2 separate regions of the Homo sapiens genome follow, and region 1 is linked to region 2. A link is a loop called in an ENCODE intact Hi-C map of the cell type or tissue named here. Cell type or tissue: sigmoid colon. All regions are shown on one strand.

Region 1 (4,000 bases), 88 kb after region 2:
TGACATTCCATCATATTTGCTGTATTCTGTTAGAAGCAAATCAGTGTCTTTCTCATTGTCAAGGGTGGCAGATCACAAGGCCTGACACCTGGCTGGTGGGAATCATTGGCAGCCACATTCATAGGTACCTACCCTATGCATAAAGGCACAAAGACGAGCACTTAGAAAACCCATCTGTAATCTTATCACCCAAGGAGAGTTATAGTTAAATTTTTAGTACATGCACATACAGATATTTATCAATACATTGAAATCCATTTGTATCATTTTCCTCAAAGAATTAGTTCATACCATATGCAACTTTCTGAAACCCCTCACTTAATAATGGGCTATACAGTAAAACAAAAAGCTTTTCATAAATCAACTAATGCATATTTATTTTGAAAACAAAAGCAAAATCCAATTGATCTATAACCTCACTACTTGGACATAACTACTATTGGCCTTTTATAGTACTTTCATCTCTTTTTTCATGTTTATCTGTCTATAAATACAAACACCTAAACACAAATGTTATCTACTATCATGCCCTTGGTAACCTGGGTTCTTATGTTGCTCTCAAAGAAAGCTGTGGTTAGCAGCACTCACTGTGGAAGGACATCCAATCTCTGCAGAAAACAATTTATATTTATTGTTAATATCATAGTTGTTACACATTGAAGAGCTTGACTAAACTGCCATTTTACATTTTGTCAATATCTTATTTTGAGGTGCAGTATTAAATATATTTGATAGTTAAAGTTAAGGAAAATACAAATTTATTGTTCAAACAGAAAATACCAATATTTCAACAACAGTGATTCAGATAATGTTCCATTATGCTTAAAAAGTTAAAAAAGGAGACAACTCAAAAATAAAAACACAAATACAACTAAGTGTAGAAATAAATGCGAAATTAGCACTTTTGTTTCTGCAAGATATCTTGTGTCACACTAATTTGTTAAATGCAAGTTTATCGATTGGTGGTTTTGTTCGTGCCTGAGTCAAGTTGAATAAAGGTACAGGAGGTTGTGAGTATAGAGTTTAGATGTAGTTAAATCTTTGTATTATTTAAATGACTTTGTAATAAAAAATAATAATGATTGGCTATCCATGAGAATTTTTCCCTTTAAGGAATTGTGAATTCATTACCAACATGCCCATTTTATTGCTAATATTAGGCTCGTATTTTGGACAGTTTCTGCCTTTGCATATAACATCTCTCTCTTCATTACCATTGCCCACAAAATCTTAATACTTACTTTCTTCTTTATTTTTGTCTTGAAAAATCTATAAGCTTTGTTAAGATTGCACTGGCTAATGATATTTGCTCCCCTTTCCTGATAATTGAAACTATATATGTAATATACATGCATGATCAATCTACTAAGAACTACTATTCCAAAGTCCCCGGTCTAATGAAACACACATTCTAGAAGGGGAGATTGTGTGTGTGTATTTTCCTTTGTGAGTATATATGTGTGGGTTTTGAGTATTGCTAAAGTGTATTAAAGTGTTAGGTAATGATAAATTCAATGAAGAAAAATAAAGCAAGCGACACAGCTAATCCAGTGAGGTTTGACTATTCCTTATCTGACCCCAGGTCCCCAGGATGGACAGCCATCCTGTTTGGTAAGGAGTCAGAGGCAGCTATACTCAGTATGCTCTCAGTTCTCAAACCTGGCTGCACACTGAAAACACATGGAGGGCTTTAAAAACACTGTGCTTGCATAGACAGAAAGATGGACACAGTAAACGTTGGGCACTCCAAAAGGGAGGAGGAAGGGAGGGGCTAGTGTTGAAAAACAATGGGTACTATGTTCACTATTTGGATGATGTGTTCCCTGAAGCCCAAACTCTAGCATCAGCCACTATACCCATGTAGCAAACTTGCGCATGTACCGCTGAATCCAAAATACAATCCAATAAAATAAAATAATAAAAATGCTGTGCCTGGATCCTGTCTCCAGAGGTTCTGTTGTGATTGGCCTCGGGTGTTCTGGCCTGAGCAGTGGGATTTTTAACAGCTCCTTTGCCAATTCCAAGAAGTCAGACTCCTAAAGTCTGAAGCTCTCCAGATGACGGCATTTGTAAATTGGCTTTTAGTGTAGATGGATGGTGCCAATCTCCTGCTTACAGCTCTCCAGTGGCTCATCAAGGCCCATGGTGGTGTTTCTCAACCCTGCCTGATAGCAAAAATCACCTGGGGTGCTTGTTAAATGTCCAGATCTTTAGAATCTCTTCCCTATCTACTAAATCAGAGTCTCCAGGAACAGAGTCAGTGGGTCATCTCAGCTCTTCTTAACAAGCAACCTGGTTGATAACATCTGGCAAATTTTAACAGCCTTCTCAAAATTATTGCCTGAATTCCTTCCATGGCATTCAAGGCCTATGAATCCAGCTTCAAATGTCATCCTTTAAGCTATGCCAGACTGATTACTATTTACAGATTGCAATGCACTCTTATAATCTCCTGGTTAGAAACTTTTGCCAAAAACACTTTGTCAGTTCGGTGTTTACAATTTGTAGCAAGTGGCAGAGGGATTTTTTGGTAAAAGGGAAGAGGCTATTTTGGAATACATACTGGGTCTCTCACAGAGAATTCATGAAGAGAATGGTTTATCAGCCAACAGTGGGTTTGTTCATAGCACTGTGCAATATTTTGTGCCTATCTCTTTTTACTCATGAGGAGCTTTGCTCCCACTAGGCTGCTGAAGCTTTTTCTTATCATCTTTTGATGATCTAAGGGACCTCGTTTGTAATGACAGAATACTAAGTTTAGATGTATTTAGTTTCATAATTTGAAAAGTATTTTTTTAAACCATGGAAGCTCATTTGTTTTTCCATTACCCAAGTAGATTGGAAAACAAGGGCCCATCATCATTTAATGGAGAATCTGAGGCCAACAAAACCCAGAGAACTTAAGAGGATTATACCAGGTTGCACAGCTGGCCAGCAGCTGAGTAGAGTCTAGATTTCTGTACATTCTCATTCCCTAGTTTTTCTACCTCGTTGAGAATTGATTCTCTCCCTTTGTACCATTTATAAATGATTCCCACTATTTACCTGATGGTCTTTACTTGGTGTACAGCTCATGAATGCTATTTTCCTCTTAAAACTTAAAATAGGCTGCTAAGGTTAGATGGTAATGGTGTCCTTTTTAATAATAAATTAATGTGGGTATTACTTTATCATACTTAATTAGAAATCATGAGATTATTTTGGAAATTTGTGGATTATAGAGCAAAGTAGAAGGTTTACATCTAGGGAAGAAAGAGATGAAGTGTTTATTTTGTTTTTCTTAGATAAATACTTCATGTAGGTCTGAATGGTCAGATGGGATGTATAATTCAGCTTGCTGTGGGAGATGATGGAAACTTTTCACTCTGAGGCAGTAGGGAAGATCACTGTGGCTGCAGGACCTTGTAGGAGAGGGAAAGAGATAGTGTGGTAATGCCAAAGAAAACCAGACCTTTCAAGAGATTTTTTTTCCACTGAATTGCTTTTATTATTTTATCATAAGATTTGGGTTTTTTCCTTTTTTTTCCACCCAGCTAGAAGTGGATGCATGCAAGAGGTGTGAGAGAAGAGTCAAGCAGAATTCTGTAAAGTGGGCTGTTGACTTGGTTTTATCCTTTTTGGGGCAGAGGTTTGAACTCATCAGCCACAGTCAGGATTTAACTTGTTTAGGCATCAGAGTAACAGCTCTTAGCAGGAGGTTCCTCCCCCCTTCTGCCTAGAACGCTCACCACTGTGTGTGTGTGCCTCCTCATTTTCCTCCCTCAGGTCTGAGCTTACGCTCACTTGCTCTGAGAGTCCTGGCTGTGCTTGCAACTGTGTCCCTGTTCCTGGGCCTTATAACCCCCTGCTCTTTCTCTTTGTGCCACTCAGCCCTATTTGTAGCTAAGTAATTATTTGATAATTTTATGTCTTTCCTGGTAGACTTCCAGTCCACAAGAATATGGATCGTATCATTTCCCTCCAGTATTGTATTTTCAGTGTCTAGAGCAACAGCAATTAT
Region 2 (4,000 bases):
TTACTGAGAATTTCAAGACGGCGGCAGCAAAGCACTAAACAAAGTGCAGGGCCCTTCTCAGCGCCAGGCCCTGTGTGACTGCCCAAGGTAACCCTACCCCGGAAGCTGGCCCTGCCCCAGCATCAGTGGATGATTGTTTATAAATTCATGAAGTCTTATTCCCTTTTTCTTGATAAACCTAATTCTCTAATGCTGCACGGAAGTAGGTTTTGTAAGTCTTCAATTTCAAAACAGGAAACTGTGAAGCTCCATTATTACTTTTGAGGGATAGCTATGTTGTTAACTTAAGGTCTAACTTAGTTGATTCTAGAAGTTGTGATTTTGGTTTCCCTAGCTTCACTGCTTGGTGCAGTGGACTACTGAGATGGCTACATATTGTTCCTCCTCTTAAGGGCTCCTATTTTCACAATGTGTGTAGCACATAACTAAATGAGTGTAATGCAATGTCATGTGTATAGAATGCATGCATAAAATGGTACCGATGTGAAGAGGGGGAAGGGCTGAAAATTCAGCTGCAGGTGGTCAGGGAAGGCTCTTCAGAGGGCTCCAGGATGGAAGGACCTAGGCACTGCCTCCATCTGTCCTCTCTGCCTCTTGGTAATTCGCAGTGTGCATTGGCTATTTTCCTAATGGGGTGCCCCTTTCATTTGTCAGTAGTAACAACCTGAAGAATCAAAATCCTGAAAACACTTGGGGCAAATGTTGAAGTGGACAACAGGGGCTGGACGACCATTTTAAAAGTAGAAATCAGTTCAGACGTGTGTTCTGGGGTTCTGTGGGGTAATTGGTGGAATGGCCTGTGGTGAAATGAATGTAGAAGGTTTGAGTCCATAAAGTCTCACAGATGTTTAGGCAGAGAGACCATGAGACCTCAACCAAGCCATTGGCAGAGGAAGGATGGCAAGAGAATGAATTTGAGATACACTGTCGCTGTGAAAAATAAAGGAATGAGAGAGAAGTCAAGGATGGTTAAAAAACTGCCATCTTCGCCAAGGTTGTACAGAGTCCTGTATTTCATCTGAGTGAATACCATGCATTCATGATTAGTAATACCCCATATAGCATCAAGACACTAGTAGTAATTGTGCTTGTGTGTTTGTTTCTGATAAAGAGGTTCTCAATTGATTTTTATTTGTTTGTCTTGCTGCCTTCTGCATGAGCACTAGGTGACCAGGATTCTTCTTTTTGCCTTTGTAATTATGTTTGTTTCACATGGCATAAACAGTGGGTACTAAATACCTGCCATTTTTTTCTGACTGATGAGGATCCCACAGATCACATCAAAGCTGTCTAAGTGGCTACTTGGACTTCCTCAATGGACTGAAATGCTTGGAAAAGAAGGAGATAGAGCAATTTGCACATCTGGATTAGCGCTGATTTCCGATTTCTTTGCTTTTAGTGGCTTCACATCATACCTATTGTGAAGGTCTAAACCATTTAGTTTTAATTGACAAATAATAATTATATATATTTATGGAGTACATTGTGATGTTTTGCTATATATATATATATATATATATAATATATACACACAAAAATAATTCCTGTCTATATAGTGGAATTATTAAATCAAGGTGCTAAAAGAGTAGATTTTAAAGATCTAAACTTTAGATCCCAGCACCTATCCTAAATTTTCAAAATTGGTCTTTTTTGTTTGGAGCATAAAAACAAGAGTGTAGGTATTACATATGACCAACATGACTTTTTAGGTAAAAATTGAAATACCACAAAACTCAAATGCAATGTAGCTCTAGTTGCTAGCCACACTGTGAAACTAGTCCTCTGTGAGAAGAGTGCAGAAATACGTGTTTGTTATCCACCTGATGAATTGCCAAGGTGGTGCTATCACTCTCAGCGTGCGACTTCTGAAGTCAGAAGCCCAGCAATTCTACAAGGGAAGCACAGAAGGTTAGAGGATCCCTGATTGATTTTCTGGCAGCCAATACAGGAGAATGAGTCATAAGGTTATAATAGGCAAAAGACATATTCTCAGGGATGCTGCAAACTTTGGGAGTGTAGAATTGTTTTGAGAAAAAGCAGCAACAAAGCATGGGATTTGCATCTGTTCTTAGTGAGAAGTAGCTCTGAGTGCCTCACGGGGAGAAGAAACCAACATCCCCCAAATCCTAAAAATAGAGGCTGCAACTTTTACATCTGCCACTAGAGGGCGCATTTCATCTATAAAGAAATCTTTCCATTGAAAACCCAGGAACTTTCCAAAAGGCTTTTGAGCACATCTCGAAGGGTGGAGGCCTTGGGGAGGGATGAGGGAGTGGGAGGTGGAGGGGCAAAAGGGAATATGAGATAGAGAGTTATTGACTTGCTTAACTCTGGGAAAAGGTGTGTGCCTAAGTGCGAAATCGCCATATATTGTGGATGCTGCATTTTCCTGATTGTTGTAACCTGGGTACCTGCAGCACATATTCCAGGAAAAAAGTAGACTCCGTCTTCGCATATAACTCTTCTACAGAGGAATCTAGACTTGGTGAATGCACCATTGTTCTCCGAAGGGCCCCTCCACCTAAAACGGGGCAGGAACCAATGTAAACACCGGCGTTAGTGGGTCAGGTAAGTGATCCTGAGGCATAGGGGGTGAGGTAGCGTGAGTTAGCATCAGGCTCATATAGAGGACGCAATAAAGAGCCAAGGAATTAAAACAAAAATGAGGAAGGCCGATTAAAAAAGAACATTTGACAGACAATGTATAACTCCAGCTCCTTTCACAGAAAGCAAAATATTCCCAGAAAGCATAGAATTCCCTGAGATAGGGGGAGTTAGAACTCGAATAAGAGTTCTGATTTTAGGCATTCTCTGTTGGTAATCCTTCAATTTTTATAACATTTTCTAGATCTGCCACTGCATGAACTACATAACTGACAAATCTTCAATTCACATTATATTTAAGTGGTTTCCCCATCACTTCTCACAGTTAAAAATACATTACATAAATTACTATCCTGCCTAGTGAAATATGCAACGACTCTGTTGTCTGCCGTTTATTTCTAAAACATTTTGGCACTTTCTGCGGAAGTCGTCTTCTTCTCAGTGATGCCAGGGGACTTTTTTTTTCAGTGTTACTTTGTTCCTAAGTGCAGGATCACAGAGATCCATGGGGAAACAAATAGTGGCATCAAGAGTGGCCTGTGGTGGAGGAACTAACAGCTGCAGGCGGAGGCGGATCGGGGAGCTGGAGTGGAAAGAGGGCAACTGAGGCGATGTCTGTGTCCTCTGCACGTGACAGTCCCACGGAGCTCTACTGATCTGGGGCCAGGCTGGGACTCCGGCCCAACTCCGAGGGGCACCAGGGTCTGGGTATTAATCGTGTGGCAGAGCTCCAGTCTCCATGTGATACACCAACCGTGCAGAAGCGTCCCCTGCAGAAGCACAGGGGACAGCCAAAGCTCTATGGCCCTGCAAACCCCTCAGCATGGCCCTGTGAGTATCCTGCAGAGGACCCGGGCCTGAGCAGTTCCTTCTTCCCAGCAGGTGTCACTGTGGAGTCATTAAAACCGGGAGAAGAGAAGAACTGTGCTTTGGCAAGCCGAGCCCCAGTAAAGGTTCTTGAACCAAAACTGCAGACAGGCTCCGCAGCAATGACACGCAGCAGCTTTAAAAACTCCCTCCACCACTGAGTCCAATGCTGTGAGCATGCGGTGTCTGTTGTCTTTGAACTAAGTTCACCAGATCTTCCAAGTTTTAAAATGGGAGCTAAAGCAGAACAATTATCCATATGGACGTTAAAGGGATAGATAGCTCCATTTCAAGGTGGCAATAGCTATATCAATTTTTGTCCTATTTTCTGACTGTTTGGACAGGTAGTTTTGTTCGTTTGTTTTTTCATTGTGGGAGGTAACTTGATGGCATGGAAAGAATGCAGAATCTGAAAATCCGGATTCAGATTCTTGCTTCCATCTCGCTATGTGTATGTTACTTTGGACAATTTACATAATTTAGAGCTCTGAGACTCCATTCCATGACAGGGTAATTGCGAAGGTTAAAT

Evidence for each region. A loop is a pair of places that touch in the nucleus more often than their neighbours do. Peaks named below come from ENCODE experiments on the same cell type or tissue, not always from the same donor. Only the 100,000 strongest peaks of a DNase experiment are listed, where the experiment ranks them.
Region 1: it touches region 2 in a loop (2.7-fold over the local background); 1 of 110 quality-filtered maps calls a loop at or near these places.

The regions. Positions count from the first base shown.
Region 1 is chr2:102,926,192-102,930,191 of GRCh38, forward strand. No RefSeq gene overlaps it. Among named protein-coding and RNA genes, the nearest start is that of LINC01796, 32 kb to the left of the region's middle. In sigmoid colon, no CTCF peak of the experiment used is centred here; a DNase peak (open chromatin) is centred at 1,990.
Region 2 is chr2:102,837,951-102,841,950 of GRCh38, forward strand. It overlaps a transcript of TMEM182 not described here. Among named protein-coding and RNA genes, the nearest start is that of LINC01796, 56 kb to the right of the region's middle. RefSeq lists an enhancer at 3,341-3,390. In sigmoid colon, CTCF peaks have their summits at 2,147 (motif pointing right) and 3,473 (motif pointing right); a DNase peak (open chromatin) is centred at 3,481.